Regions from separate parts of the Mus musculus genome. Here region 2 is linked to region 1. A link is a loop called in an ENCODE intact Hi-C map of the cell type or tissue named here. Cell type or tissue: heart. All regions are shown on one strand.

Region 1 (8,000 bases):
AAGGGTCTGGGGGAGTAACAGTGAGTCACAAATCTTACAGCAAACGGGAAAAAGTAAAAGTAGTATGTGATTTAGCAAATGTTCCTTGCGTAGGGTGTGTGCTAAAGCACTGTGCATAGTCTAAAAGCCTATAGTATTTTCCTATCAATTATTAAAGTAGAAGAATGATGTCTGGATTTGGACAGTAAGGAGAATGTGTGTGTGTGTGTGTGTGTGTGTGTGTGTGTGTGTGTGTGTGTAAATGAAAAGTTTAAGGTTATCAGCTACTGGGGTTGGAGCTGTAGAGTCGATGGAAGAGCGCTTACTTACTACGCTTGAAATCTCATTTAAAAATTTTCAGCACAGACAGAAGTAGATGCTGGATGATCACAACCTTAAAGTGATCCTCAGCTATATTGAGGATGTGAGGCTATCCTGGGCTACCTGAGACTTATTCTTAAAAAAAAATCAACTAATGATTGCATTCTTTTTTCCATTTGTGTTTTAAAGTGCAACAAGTCGCTGGGCTTTGAATCTCTTTTCATGTTTTACTATATTTGTTTATTCACTGTGTGTGGGACTGGGGTATACACATGCCAGAGCATAACTCAAGGGAGTTGGTTCTCTCCTTCTACCATGTGGGTCCTAGGGAATAAACTCAGGCTTGGTTAAAAAAAAAGTGCCTTTATCAGATGGGACATGATGCTAGCCCTAGAAAATCTCTGACTTTTAAGTAAATGTTTTGTAGTTCATGAATGTAGCCAGAGATGAGTTAATTTAGTGTTTCAGAGCACAGTGTGCGGTCCAGCTTTCTATGAGCCAACCTATGAAATATCTCCAGGAAGCTAGTTCTGGTATATAACAAATGACACCCAAATATTTTTCATGTTTAAGCTTTTAGGCATCAAAGGAGATTAGATTTATTCCTAAAACCATGTGGCTTTTTCCCTTTGTGTTTAAAAGCAAGAGAAATAGCAAAAGCACAGATGCCTACCGATAAAGGGCAACAGAAATGTATGCTTGCTCCTAGACTTCAGTTCCAGCTTGCCTTCTACTGTAGTGAGAGGCATGCACATGTGTACACAAAGACACGGACACAAAGACACACAGACACAAAGACACACACACAAAGACACACACAAAGACACATACATACAAAGACACAAACACACAACGACACACACACAAAGACACATACACACAAAGACACAAACACACAACGACACACACACAAACACACACACACAGGCACATGCATCATAGATGGTTAAGCCCAGTAAGCCATTAAAACAAACAAGGAGGAGCCCTCAGAATGATGAGAATCAACCTTCAGAAGCTGTGCTTAGCCATCTGAATCATAATTCAGTGTGGAATCTGGGCGCCCTGGATGCTTCCGGCTCCATATGAAGACCTGTCAACACAGATCATGTTCACTTGGCACTGTGGTTCCCTGGAAGGGTCTAAGGAAAGAACAGCCCTCTGGAGTAGCCATCCAGTGACCATCCTTGTTACCCATGCTGGGAATCTTTAGAGAAACACGAGGAAATAGATGGAGGTACTCCTTTGATAGGAAGAGTCCCCTTGCCATGCACTGTCACTGCCATGCACAAGAGGAATGCCAGAGAATCAGTGTGATGAGTCCAAGTGTCATCTGAGTTAAGAGCAGGTGCAGGGTCATTGTCTAAACCTGCTCCACTAAAGCCTAGCCTAAAAAGGATGCTGCAGACCACAGAGGGAAGCTGCTTAAAGGGAAAAGGAGAAAGCAGTTGCAGGGAGGAGATGTATCCAGCAGAAAGCAGGCATGCCACACCAGGCACCAGGTTAGAGGGTGGAGATGCACACACCGCTTCCACACACTCTCTGCCTTTCATTTCTTAAAAAAGCAACATATATTAAAAATCGTATTTCCCAGCCATGTTGTTAGTACACAGAACAGTTCATGATTTGATTTATATGTGTGGTAATTATGGTGGTAGTGGTGGTGGTGGGGGGGTAAGATAACTGTTAACAGTGTCTGTGTCCTAGCAGTTGGATTGCAGTGGATGACTCTGAGGTTTCAGTTCTAGATTTTTCAGCATGTTCTAGGTGTCCAGGAAGGAATCTCATGTTTACACGAGCCAGGCCATGACAAAGGAAGCATTTGACCTTGGGATGAAGGAAAACTAAATGGTACCTTTGTGTTCCTCCACCTGTACACTCAATATGGACTTGATCTGTTTAAATGAAGAGTCATGGGAGGGTTGGTCATAGTGGTGCAATGTTTAAAATCCCAGCACTGAGAAAATTGAGGAAGGAAGATTGTGAGTTGAAGGCTAGCCTGGGCTAAAGGTGTCTTAGCCTAAGGTGCCCCTGCATCCGATGAGTCATGGTTAGCAATGCATGATTTAACACAGTCTTCCAGAGATGTCCTTGAGAAGTTGGCTGTGAAAAACTCTTATACTTCATGTTGACTGTGAGCATGGTCCCTCTAGGCGGTCCCTGCTCAAAGCACCAGAAGAAAATATCTGTACCAGAGACTTAGGTTTGTCACAGTCTTAAAGGATTTCTTTGGCTTTTATTGTTTCTAGCTTTTTTTTTTGGGGGGGGGGGAGGCTTTTCAACAGATACCATTTGTTTTCTACGCTCACTGGGAAAAGGGTGACTTGTGGAAAGAGGCCTTTACTAAGCTTGGATTCAGTCAGGCTTCAGAGGGAAAATAACCCCCCCTACCCCCACAAAGATAACAAAGCTGCTTTTGGTGTGGCCTGACAGAAATTCCTTCTCTCCATCTCTCTCTTCCTTTCTCCAGAGGGTTCATACTCCCTAGCCCCGGCTTATCTTGAACTCACAGCACTCTTTGACTGCAGCATCCTGAGGCCAGGAATGATGCCCCTGAGCCACTCAGGCATCCTCACTGAGGATTTCAGAGTGGTTTTCTCATGTATCTTCAGTGTACTTGGAATTTTTTTTTTTTTTGTGAAAAGTGTGGAGTTCCATTTATTTTATTTTTTTTTTTATCTTACTAAAAGAATTCACTGTGTCCCCAAGTGTGTCTACGTGCCTGCAGTTATTGAAATATCTCTGCTATTCTGACTCCTCAGCAATTTGAGGAGACTCATGCCTTTATCCAAAAGTGTTTTGGATTTGGGATTTGGATTTGTTTTAAACACTGGAGTGTTTACATAGACATGGGGATATCTTGGGCATCGGATCTCTCCTAGTTAGCTTCTGCTGGCCTGGAATTACCCACTGAGTTTCAGTTGAGGGGTTGCCTCCATCAGACTGTCCCGTGGGCAGGACAGTGTGGTATTTTCTTGATTACTAATTGATGTAGGAGGGTCCAGACCACTATGGGTGGTGCCAATCCCTCCGCAAGGAGTCTTGGGTTATACAAAAAATGCTTGCTGAGCAGAAGCTAGGGAGCCAGTCAGAAAGCACAGCTCCTCCTTGATTTCTGCTTTCTTACTTGCTGTTACTTCCCTCTCTGTTGGATCGTGACCTGAACGCATAGCCACATAAACCCTTTCCTCCCCAAGTTGCTTTGGGTCATGGTGTTTATCATAGCAACAGAAAATACACTAAGGCAGGGCACAAGCAAACATGAAATTCAGTAATGTTTTCTGAATACCTAACCCACATATCCCAAGGAAATTTTATACAGTGTTTATATAATACACCTGCACGTGGACTGAGATTTGTCACTTTGTGTGTGATAGGATCTTCCACTCAGGCATCCGTCAAAATACGACATTTTAGTTTTTAAAGCATTTCAGATTATGGATGCTAAACTTTTAATGTAGATAACAGATCTTTAGGGTACCTTAGTATGTTATAAGGCAAGTTCATTTCTTCCATAATGGTGCCCCTTTTATTTCTTTAGTAGGACCCTGGCTATTTACAGTAACTCCCCCACCCCCTTACAACATAACTTTTAGAACCAGGCTACTAAATTCTATATCAAACAAATGGATAGAAACAAGAAACTTGTTGGGAGTTCAGCAAAATTGTATCAGAGATACCCTATGTCAGGGGACTAAGGACTTTATTAATCTTTCTACATGAGAATGGCTTATTTTTCCTCTTATTTGGCCTTTTAAAATGTCCATCAATAAAGTTTTAGACTCTCTCCAAAAAACACAAAGAAAGAAAGAAAGAGAATCTGCATGGACAGATTTCTGACTCCTGTCAGAATGGCATGGGACTCCTTCAACTTGGCAATGTAAATCTCCAACTTAAAACAAGTGGAAAAATCAGTTTTTTGTTTGTTTGTTTGCTTGGGTTGTTGGTTTTTTTTGTTTTTGTCTTGTAAAGCTTCCTAGATCTTTCAAGAGGTTTCCCTGGTAGTAAAAAAGTAACCTGACTGATTCTTGGGATTCATTGTACAGACTAGTCCTGGCCTCAAACTCTTAAAAACCCTTGCCCTTCTCCCTCCAAGTGCTGGGGCTACAGTTATATGCCATCATGCCCAGCTATAAAGAAAGGAAATAAATTAAACACTGAATTATTCATACCTCTCTTAGCTTTCCCATTAAGTCAGACATCTGCTTCACCTGCGTCCAACCACATTTCTCAATCTTGCATAAGAAAACAGCCATACAGTCATTATTCAATGAATACCTACCTATCCCCTAAGGTAACCATGGTGATCTGCCTATTAATATCTTCATTTCAAATCTTAAGGGCTGCTACATAAAGTCACATGTGAATGAAATTTAAGCACTAAAGAAAACATGGAGAATGAGACTTCCAGATGTCAGACCTTAGTAAAAACAGGAAGAAGGCAGCCCATGGTGGTTCCGTCAGGTCGGCAGAGATATGAAGTAGCGCTGTGAGCCTGAAAGAGCAGAGACACATGGATCAGATTCTCAACCTATACATCTTTGAAGGGATGAGCTAGAGAAGCCTTTCATTATGGGGATTGCTCCACGTGAGTGATTCCAGGCTATGGGAGTGTCGCCACACGTTACCCGCTAGTCTACTCTTACAGTACAGACATTGTTCTGCCCCCTAATTTCACATCTGTTACTCTTCTTTGGTCAAAAGGATATTGGAGGCAAGAGCTCCCTGGGTCCTGGGGGACTCTGAGAGCCTTTAAATGCTATTACCAAATGGATTTCTGTGTGTGGGACTTCCACAGGGGTCTGTTCAGACCGTCTCACAGACGCTATATTTTATTTTAAAATACATTCCGGATTCATTGAATCAAAAGGATAAGCTATGGGCAATGGAGGGTAAGGTAAGAAATGGGAACATCTGCCGATCTTGTTTTTAATGTGAACTCTGTCAGTAAAGGGAGATAGAAATTATGAGGGAAAGAAATAAAACTCATTTATTGATGTGTAAAAAATAAAAAATGTCAAGGCACTGAAACTGTTATTGAACAGCAGTCATCTCAGGGGAGGTAAAAGCTTTCAGAGTTGTGAATGGAAAATAAAAAGCAGGGAATGGAACTCTTTTGTGTGTGAAATTGCTTATTTTCAGGCAATCTGGACTTACTTATAAATCGATAGCCATCTGATCACATTTGTCTGGACACACTGTGTGACACCACAGTGCGGTGGAGATACTATGGCAGTGACAGATCTTATTCATTGTCCCAGGAATATATTTTACTGGCTTATGTTTCAGGAGGGAGGCCTGTGTCTCACTTTTCACTATCGTGGACATCCAAAGCATACACGAATACTTTTATAGCCTTACCCTGGGTCAGACATTGTTTGAAACGTCACATAAAAACTAAGTAAGAAACTCTTCACAACACCCCGGGGAGACACCCCTGGTCTTATCATCTCCAGTTTGCGGACAAAGGAATTAGGCCCAGAGAGGTTATGCTATTTGCTCGGAAGTCCCTTCAGTAAGTGGGTAGAGCTGGGATTTGAACCCAGAAACTCTGGCTCCCATATATTAAACATTTCTTCTCATTGGCTGTAAGGAAGAAATGATGAGCACTTCAGCCTCACATCTGTAAACTAGGACTCATTATTCGGAGTTCTTATAAATAAAGCCATTGACAATGTACTCTACACATCACTGTAGTGTTTGCATCTATACATCAATGTATGTTCTCATCTGTATCTCACAATACATTTGGTCATATTGAGAAGCTTCTAGAGTTTTGCCCAGCCAGACTGGGAAGGAGGGGGCGCTGATGACTTCTGCTTTCTGCTATTAAATATCTAGCAGAGTGGTTAGCATTTACATAAATTCTAGTTGAGAACTAAAAGCCAAACTCTTGAGTTAAGGCTACCATTAGTTTTGAATGAAAACTCTAGTTCAGTGGTTTAAAGGAAATACCTACTATGGCTGCCTCTACTGAGTCACTTATTCTTGTTGGTTTATGAACACAAATGTCTTTCCCCTAAAGTTCATCTCTTACATGTTACTATGTATGGCATGTGGTAGTTGTTATGATTCTGATAATATTGTGAGTAATAAGAACTCATGGAAGGCATGGGGATGCACACGAGACAAATCTTTTAACTAGGGATGGGTTTACTTACCAGGAGTGTCCGGGAAACCTACTACTACTGTTGGACTTACAGATTCACATCATATCAATTCTTTACAGACATTTGATTTTGTCTTTTACTTAAGGAGTAATGCTGATGGTGCTTGGAGAGTAAACCTACTACAGTCCCTTCCTAGAACTTGCTCTTTCTTCAATAAAACAGTCTCACACGGACCCTAAACCAATATTTAAAAACAGTATAGTGAAATCAAACCATTTTATTTTATTTTTTCTAAGCCATACTGTTTGGCCTTCTGAGATGGGAAAAGTTTTTGGTTGGTGTGTGAACATTATTGGTCTCTTTAAATAAATAAGCTAATGAGATAGGCTAACTGAAAGGAAGGTCAGAGAGGACAGTCAGAGCTAAGGCTTATTATCAGCTCAGAAATTCCTATTTGAGCTTGGCTGGTGACTTCCTGGTAGTGTGGCTGTGATTACAGATTATTCTTAATGAGCAAAAATGAGAACATTAACCATTATTTTTTTTCTTCCTTCGATTGTGGGTAGTTTTTCTTTTTTTTCCTCAGAAAATATTGCATGGGAATTTGTCAGTTAGAATTGAACTCGTATTCATAAAACAGAAGAGCCTGATGTTCCTGAACTCAGCTCCTTGGTGGCTGGAGGCACAATTACCTGTTGGACGGGCACAGATAGGGGCTGAATCACAGCTGTGGTCACTCCTGTTTTCGGAGCTGAGGATCCTATCGTTAAGGAAACGGACGTTGTTTTCTTCTGAGCTCTGGAAAATAGGGAAGCGAGTGTTAGGTAGAAGCTGTTTGTTTTTGTTGTTGTTTTGTGTTTTTATAAATTAGCAATTATTCTTTAAACTATTTTTACAGAAGACCTGGGTTTCTATTTGTAGACCCGGTCTACTTCCATTAAAATTTGTTTCAGAAGTTGGAACTTATCAAAACAAACTGCCAAAAGAGCTGTGTGGTCAGGACCTGGATAGAACTGACTTTAATAAACACACAGAAGAAAGAAAATGAACCAGAGGCAACTCACACTGATAAAGATTATTAAGGTATTATTTTTTTTAAAATCCCAAGAGAAAATAGAATCTTGGAAAGCTTCAATCTCTATCAGTTAGCAAATATTTGACATCTTTACGGTTAGGGTCCTATATTTAACTCAGTTTTAGTGTTTATTTTAGGGCTAACAGCTGTCGCTTTTGCTGGATTCAAATTTTGTTGAGAATTTTTGTCTTCTCTTAGTTCTGAGACTTTAGTGTTGTAGAAGAGAAAAACCAAGGGGAATCAGTCCATTGCCTGGCTCAGTGTGGCTGAGAGGGTGTGAAATCTCTGCATTTGAATTCTAATTTAAATCAGAAAAAAAATGTACAAATGTATAGTCTTCATTAGCAATGATGATTATCTGATGTTGACTGGACATGATTTTTCAAATAAAATACGATTATTTTATTATTGTAACAGTCTTACAGTACAGTATTTATATTAATGTGTAAGATCTAATCAGGGAAATTAGCATTTTAAATAGAGATAACTGTTATATATTTACTAGCAACAAAAAACAT
Region 2 (8,000 bases), 130 kb after region 1:
TTAGTTACTTCTACAATGTTTGCACTTCAGTAGTAAACAAATCGAAAAATCTGCACCCTTGGAAAAGAAATCATACAAAGAAGGGTTACCTAGTTCCTTCCAGGCCTTAGTTGGCAGCTCATCTGGGGTTAGAAAAAGATCTGGGTATTTTTTTTATAATGATATTTATTTATGTGTGGAACAGGTACATGCTATGAGCATGCAAGTCTGTATGTGGTGTGGAAGTCAGAAGACAACTTTCAGGAGGCCATTCTTCCTTTACTCCACCTGATACCTGGGCAAGTGTCTTTACTGCTGACAAAATTTAGTTTGTTTTTGAGGTGACCATTCCCTTGACCATTAATTTAAAAGCCATGTTAACATGAGTGGCAGAAGGAAAACTCAAGGAAGAAAATTGACGAATAGTTTTATGTGCAGTTTTCTGGGGACTTCTTAGTTGTATTACAATTTGTCTTTAATCATGGAGACATTTTAATGAGGCCCAATTTTAGTGTCTGTTACTGTAACTCCATGGGTCTCCATGGTCTTCGGTCCATCCAGAGAGGGCTTGCAGGAGTCTGTAGGATCTGGCCTCTGGCTGGAGCTGTACAAGCCTGGTATCTTCCCAGCTTCAGGGCATAGTGGCATCCACTTAAGACATTTTCATCTTCAAGACAAATCCTTTCCCATTTTCCACAGACAGTGCCTACCCCGTTATTCTAGGTCATCCTGCTTTTTAGAGTCAATGACTTATAAGCAACATCCTCCTTATAGCAGTATTATCTGTGTATATGCATTTCTTTTATTTTTTCTTTTTTTATTATGTATTTTCTTAAATTACATTTCCAATGCTATCCCAAAAGTGCCCCCCCCACTCCCCTACCCACCCATTCCCATTTTTTGGCCCTGGCATTCCCCTGTACTGGGGCATATAACGTTTGCCTGACCAACTGAATAAATATACACCTGTTTCCAGTACCATAGGGTTATCTTACCAAATAGCAAAAACCAAACCAGCCAACCAACGAAATGAAAACCAGATTTTTATAAAAATGTACTTACAGGTTAAAACTCCACGACAGTGCAGTTGGATCTACCTTCTACAGAGCTCATAGTCTTACTACAGTGCTTACAAGAACAGGTAGACAAATATAGGTATGAATAGACTCATGAGTTTCGTACCTGGTTCCCCAATAATATGATTCCTGAAATAGGCACCGTGGAACAGCCACTCCTTTTGAAGGCAGCACAAGTCACTTTGATTTAATGCTTTTTAATTCATGTGGATTGCTGAGAATAATCACTTTCCTGCTATTTGCAGTATTCGTGTTCCAATTTAAGCCACTTTTAAGCAATGTTTCAAAAGAAATCTGTCTGGTTCAGATTATGTGTGAACCTGATACCAGAGGCTGCCGGGTAGTTTCGGATTGCAATGTCAACACTGTGTTCAGTCCTAACACTTCCCAGCGTCTGTTTCCTTCCTGGCTGGCAGGGTTACTGGATGAGCATCTTCATTCTTGAGGGATTGAGTAAGGTGAAGGCTGTCACTGTGGAGAGCGAGTGCCCTTAAAGGATTCGAGGGCCTTTTCTTAGAGGTCATGCATTTTATTTAGTATAACTGAACTAGTTTGTTTCACAAGCTGAAACCATAACCCACCACAATCTATGGTTGCTGTGAAATTACTCCTGTGTTATCACACCCCTGCATTTTACTAAACAGGACCATTTTAAATAGTCCTATGAAATAAACAGTGACCACACACACACACACACACACACACACACACACACACAGTCATTTAGATGCCTTATGGACCCAAACATGTCTCAGTGAGAGTTGGGTGAGACCTCTGGTTTACACTTCTCCTTATTTCCAAAACTCCATATTCCCCATTGTCCCTATGTCAGCACTGCAGTGAGATTCTTCTATTTGAAATATGTATATTTGAACTCATTATCCTAACATAGCTCAGCAGTGTTTGTCTTTTGATTTAATTCTCTTTTCTGGTGGTGAAGTCCAGTGTCCAGGTGCAGCTGTCCTTTGCTGAGTGTAAGAACAAATAATTCCTGCATTATTTATCAGAAGGGTGGGATCAACATCACATACTCTCAACTTTCAATGACTGCCTGCTTCCCTTTCAGCAAAGCTACACTAAGGTTCACCTTCTTATACTCTTGCTAATGGCACTGATCAGCTATTACACAGGCTTTCCTCTTTGGAGACTACAGAAACAAAGAGCCCTAGCAGACAAAATAAAATGCAGTATAGTGTGAAAGGCTTGGTATGCTTAAAAGTCCCAGGGTGCTTTCTTCACATTACTCTTTTCTTCCCAGGAAAATATTTCTTGATAAAGACTTTGCAATTCCCTTTGAGTCAAAGGGGGGATTTTAAGCACCACATAAGAACTGTAAGATGCTATTTTAGAGCACATAAAACCATATGGGTAGTTCATATGTTCCGCCCTAGTCCTGTAATAACCTCTGTGTCTGCTATTTCAATTGCCATGTGGAAAGTTACATTATAAAGTGAACCTTGCCATTATATAAACATAGAACAAAGACACACCTTAGGTCGGGCTTTACAACAAATGGCGGATCATTATTGCTTCCTCTGGTATTTCCTTTGCAGTGCTGATTATGATGAGGTCCTGGCATAATGACAATGGATACCATTCCAAAGAAATTCCATTTTCACTTATGTAACAGGATGCTAGAGTAGGTGCTTATCTGGCCTCTATGTCAACTGAAGCACAAGTACGGTAGGTACCAGTCAGCCATGTGGGTTTGAAATAAAGCCACAGATGAGAGGATTAAAAAAACACACCCCCCCCCCAAAAAAAAACCTCTTTTAGGACTCTCAATCAGGCTGGACACAGTGGTAGAGAACAAAAAAGGATAGAAAGGCTGGCAAAACAAATCCCTTAGTATCCCATTACCGGAGGGATCTCCTGCGCAAGGAATGAAGAGTGGGTACTCTCACCTAGCTACAAACCTAGGGATGGAGGAAGGGACAAGCATAGAGTTCTGGACTTGACCTTGCATTTGGCACACACAGAAGGCTAATAACCAGTTTGTTCCTGAGAAAGCTGAAGTATAAAGATGACTGAGTTCTGTCTGTTTCAGAAAATCCCAGAAGAAAGTTGTAATGATTTATACATGCTTGGCTCAGGGAGTGGAACGATTAGGATGTGTGGCCTTGTTGGAGTAGGTGTATCACTGTGGGGATGAGTTTAAGACCCTCACTCTAGCTGCCTGGAAGTGAGTCTTCTCCTTGCAGCCTTAAGATGAAGATATAGAACTCTCAGATCCTCCTGCACCATACCTGCCTGGATGCTGCCATGTTCCCACCTTGATGATATTGGACTGAACCTCTGAACCCGTAAGCCAGCCCCAATGAAATGTCCTTATAAGACTTGTCTGTTCATGGCAGTAAAACGTTAACTAAGACAGAAGTCTGAGAGGTCAGAGAATATAACAGTAAATGTAGGAAATGTATTCTGTTAGGGTAGATACACTAGGGCTCCCTGGATGGGTTAAGAAGAGAGTGAGACAGAAAGGAGAGGCTAGCAGTGAATAGCTGATCTGCCAGGGGTAAAGGACACTTACATGGCTCAAAATGAGAATGTTTCTGCCAGGCTAAGGGGTACTTGAGGAGTGAGACTACAGGGAACCTACAAAAGCACTCAGTGAGACCCAGAGTTAGTGCAAGCCATAGCTCAGAGAAAGCAAAGCTGCCCACTGGGACACTGTTCTGTCCCTTTACCTTTCCCCCTTATCGCACTTCCTTGCTGGCAGGAAATGTGTGGACAGGAGGGAAGAGGTTAGTAGAGAGTCTCCTTGCCCTGTGCTGGCTCACAGCCTTGACCATGTTCTCCCTGAGGGAGGGGAGGCAAGGTCATCGCTCTCAGCATGATAGGTTCTTAGAATTACATGGGACTGGACCTTCTCGTTCTTGAAGGAGGTTGCTTCTGAATTAAAGTGAACATGGGGCATCTTACTAGAAAGTGGATCATGTTTATGAAGATTCTGCTTGTTAGATCACTGAACCTAGCTTCTTTCTCTCTCTCTCCCAGAAATCAGTCCACACACCCTTGCACTCTCTGTTCATAAAGTTGATAGGCAAAATGTGCTGTGGCCTGTGTTCTTTCTTCTTTTGTGCAAGCCCAGTCCCAGGATACACTGAGTTACAATTTAACTTTATCTAGTGCCTCCTAGATTTGTGATATGATTCTGTTCCCCAAACATATGTAAGATAGAAACTCTCTTTGGGTCATGACACAGGGTTCTGACTCTCCCATTTCTTTTTTCAGGGACCCATCAATGCCTGCCAGTGTAGTGCAGTGACTCTCCTAATGGATGTCCTTGAAGAATTTATCCCAGCTTCCTTATGAACCTGCTAACCTTTACACCACCACCGTGGGATGAGGAAAGATAATTTCCATGTATTCCACGTATCCAAAGGGGATAGTAGACAAGGGCAATAGGCTCTGAATGGTTTCCTCCTTCAGTTGGTCTACTTCTTCGTGCTGAGATTGAGATAAAGACAACAGCTAGGGTTCAAAGTAATACTTAAAGAGACACATAGCAGCTAGGAGAACAGTGGGGGCCTTTGCCATAGGATAGGTTCCAACTCATTGGAACCTACTTGGTTATGTGGAACTCTACAGGGCAAACATAGATTAAACAAACAGCAAGTGGAAACCCGAGTGCAGAGCCAGTGGTTTTAGATGCTTCTTGGGAGAGATTGCAGATCCCCAGTTTGTCTGCTGGCTAATCTGTGCATGGAGGCACTCAGAATAAATGGAGCCAGAAGCTTTAGACAATGGCCTCACTCCTTTTAGGCTGCATGACTCAGATGCAAGGGAATGTTGGATACACAGCATACAATGGGTCTGAAGGCATCTGGGTGGTGCCCTCAAGTTTTGATACTTCATCCTGTGTCTTTCTCGCTAACACAAACTTCTGTACTTTCCCATATTCATTTTTATTTTATTGTTAAGTCAGTTTGAGGATATTAAAGTTAATATTAAATGATACTAACAATGATTTTTTTCACAAATATAACTGAATGCTTTATAAGCTAGGACAGAATAAAGATCTTAAGCTTTGCACAAGGAATGGGTATTTTTGCTTTAGAAATAAATAGCTCTTAAAACTTTTATTTATTTATTTGATTACATGTAGGTGTGTGTGTGTGTGTGTGTGTGTGTGTGTGTGTGTGTGTACACCTCCATGTGCACACAGCATATGTGTGGAGGTCAGAGGACACCTTGTGGGAGTCAGTTTTGCTCTTCCTTCATATGGGTACTAGAAAGTTGTCAAGCTTAGTGCAACATAACTCTGTCCCTACTATTTTTAGTTCAGGATATTCAGGTATTAATTTGCATACTTAAAAATACTATACTGTATTCTGTTTACTTATGCAAAATTTTACCTCAAAAGTTCCATTTTTGAAAAAAAAAGTGACTGTAAGAAAAAAAATCAGTTTTTTTTTCTTTAACTCCTGTTTCCTATTTGTAAAGGTACTAGAAGTATGGTACCATTTATAAACACACAACATGTGTTAAGAACTTTGCTGAGAGGACTGGTGGGAAGGCTCATTGAGTGAAAGTACTTGCTGCCTACCAATCAATGATGTCCTGAGTCTGATCCCTGGGACCCAAAGGATGGAAAGAGAGAATGGATTATCTTAAGTTGTCCCCTGACCTTCACATGCATGCTTTGCTATGCATACTCTTTCTACACATACACACACACACACACACACACACACACACACACATATATATATATATATATATATATATATATATATATATATATACATATACATACACACATGCACATACACATATACACACACATATACATACATACATACACAAACACATTCTTAATTAAATGTAGCCAAAAATTTTAAAAAATATATGTAATATAAAAAATATGCTTAGAGGTTAAAATTTTTCTCTGTTCCACAGTGTTATCCTTTTAGATTGTCTTAGATACATTTTACAAAGGGGAAATGGAGACTTACAATAACTGAAGAGTACACTTTTAGGTGACACCATTTGCACCTGAGCCTCTCTCTGCAGAACAGAATCCATATCTTTTAACAACTATGCCACCTGAATGCAACCTTTTAGATAAATCATGAATGAAGTGTCCAGCTTGCACATGATACCGAATACATAGATGAATAACGAGGGATTAAAGCAATTGCCTTGGAGTGAACTGTATCTCTATTCTGAGTCTGTTACACTTGGGAAGTCCATCCAGAAACAGAACATCTGGTTCATGTCCTACTATGGCAGCTCCTTCAGCCTCTTGCTTTTAGTTTTATGACAAAGCAGAGGCAGGGATGATTGATGTGCTAATTGAAGATCCTTACTTCTAATAAACACTCAGAGCCAGATTTCTAAAACGAATAGCCTCAAGGATGCTTTTGAAGAAGCCCAGAGGATAACATACTTCTCCAGCAGGCCTCAGGTCTGAATAGAGTGGTCCCATCTCCCCCCCTGTAGGCAAATCCAGGCATCCTTCCCTTTTCCACTGAAGAGTCTCTGGTCATCCATGATTGTTTCAGATAGCATTGTTTTCTATAGCTTTTTATTCTGTACTGTGTTCCCAACTACCATTGGCATATACCCCCTTAGCTCTTATTGCTACCATTTGGAGATCATAGACAAGCATACTTTTCTGGGAGGGGGAAGAGGACGTCTTTAGTAATGGTAGATTTATATTCCATATTTTTATTTCAAACTCCATTAAATGCCTCTCGGTAGAAGAAACTAAAATAATAAATCTCTTACTTCTCATTAAGTAATTAAAAGGATAGAAATATAGGAGAGTTTCTCAAAACTCTGATGTTATAAAGGCTATTTCTCTTTGGTGCATTTCCTCCCATTCTGTGTAAGATGCATTTTACTCCACTGAAATCATACTGACGACTAGTAGAGCAATGAGCTATGTTTGTCTTTTAAAGACTACCGAAGCTCTTCATTTCACCAGAGAACTGATGGCTCATATTGACAGAGCCCAACAATTACATTCTGCTACTTTTCTCAAGTCAGGTTTGTTACTGGAAAGGGATGAAAGCAAGAACGGAGAAAGGTTTCTTAGCATATGAAAGTATGAGGATGTTTAAATTACTTGCTTCTTAATTAAAACTCCTTTACAGTTTACTTATGTGGACTGGAGAGATGAGTCAGTGGTTATGGGAACTGGCTGCTCTTCCAGAAGACACAGGTTTGGCTCCTAGCACCTCAGCACAGCTCAGAATCACTTGTAACTCTAGTTCTAGGGGATCAGATAGGATCTTCTGGTCTCCATGAGGACTAGGCACACATGTAATGTGCATATATATATATATATATATATATATATATATATATATATATATATATACATATACATATACATATACATATATATATGCAAAACATCCATGCATGTAAAAATAAAATGATTAAAAAAGAATGTACTTAACCTTAAACAGTTTAATGTACTTATGGGGGTCAGCATTACAACAGCTTTATAATATTGTTACTTTTAAAAAATTTAGGCCGGGCGTGGTGGCGCACGCCTTTAATCCCAGCACTCGGGAGGCAGAGGCAGGTGGATTTCTGAGTTCGAGGCCAGCCTGGTCTACAAAGTGAGTTCCAGGACAGCCAGGGCTATACAGAAAAACCCTGTCTCGAAAAACCAAAAAAAAATAAAAAATAAAAATAAAATAAAAAAAAATAAAAAATTTATAGGTAAGGGTCATACCTATAGACATGACCATCTGTAGTGACAGAGGAATGTGTGACCTGGATCACTGAGTCTCTTGGTATGATTTTGTAGCTCTACAGATTTCCCCAGATTGAAACAGATGAAAAATATCAGTACTGCAACATGGACAGACTCCTACTACCAGCCGTAGATTGGCGGCCTGAAGATTAAGAAACGTAACAGGGAAATGAAGAGTGAAAAGTTAGCTAGCTCTCTTAATCAATTAGAAGTTGAAAAAAGAAGTCTTAGTA

Evidence for each region. Hi-C counts contacts between places; a loop is a spot of excess contacts. Peaks named below come from ENCODE experiments on the same cell type or tissue, not always from the same donor. Only the 100,000 strongest peaks of a DNase experiment are listed, where the experiment ranks them.
Region 2: it touches region 1 in a loop (2.6-fold over the local background); 5 of 42 quality-filtered maps call a loop at or near these places.

The regions. Positions count from the first base shown.
Region 1 is chr8:61,704,276-61,712,275 of GRCm38, forward strand. Palld (palladin, cytoskeletal associated protein) reads right to left here. Exons shown (of 22, transcript NM_001293772.2): 5 at 7,100-7,205; 6 at 4,718-4,792. Among named protein-coding and RNA genes, the nearest start is that of Gm51576, 23 kb to the left of the region's middle. In heart, no CTCF peak of the experiment used is centred here; a DNase peak (open chromatin) is centred at 4,866.
Region 2 is chr8:61,829,601-61,837,600 of GRCm38, forward strand. The region is part of intron 2 of Palld (palladin, cytoskeletal associated protein); the gene reads right to left. Among named protein-coding and RNA genes, the nearest start is that of Palld, 69 kb to the right of the region's middle. In heart, no CTCF peak of the experiment used is centred here; DNase peaks (open chromatin) are centred at 1,461, 2,601 and 3,801; H3K27ac peaks cover 262 bases.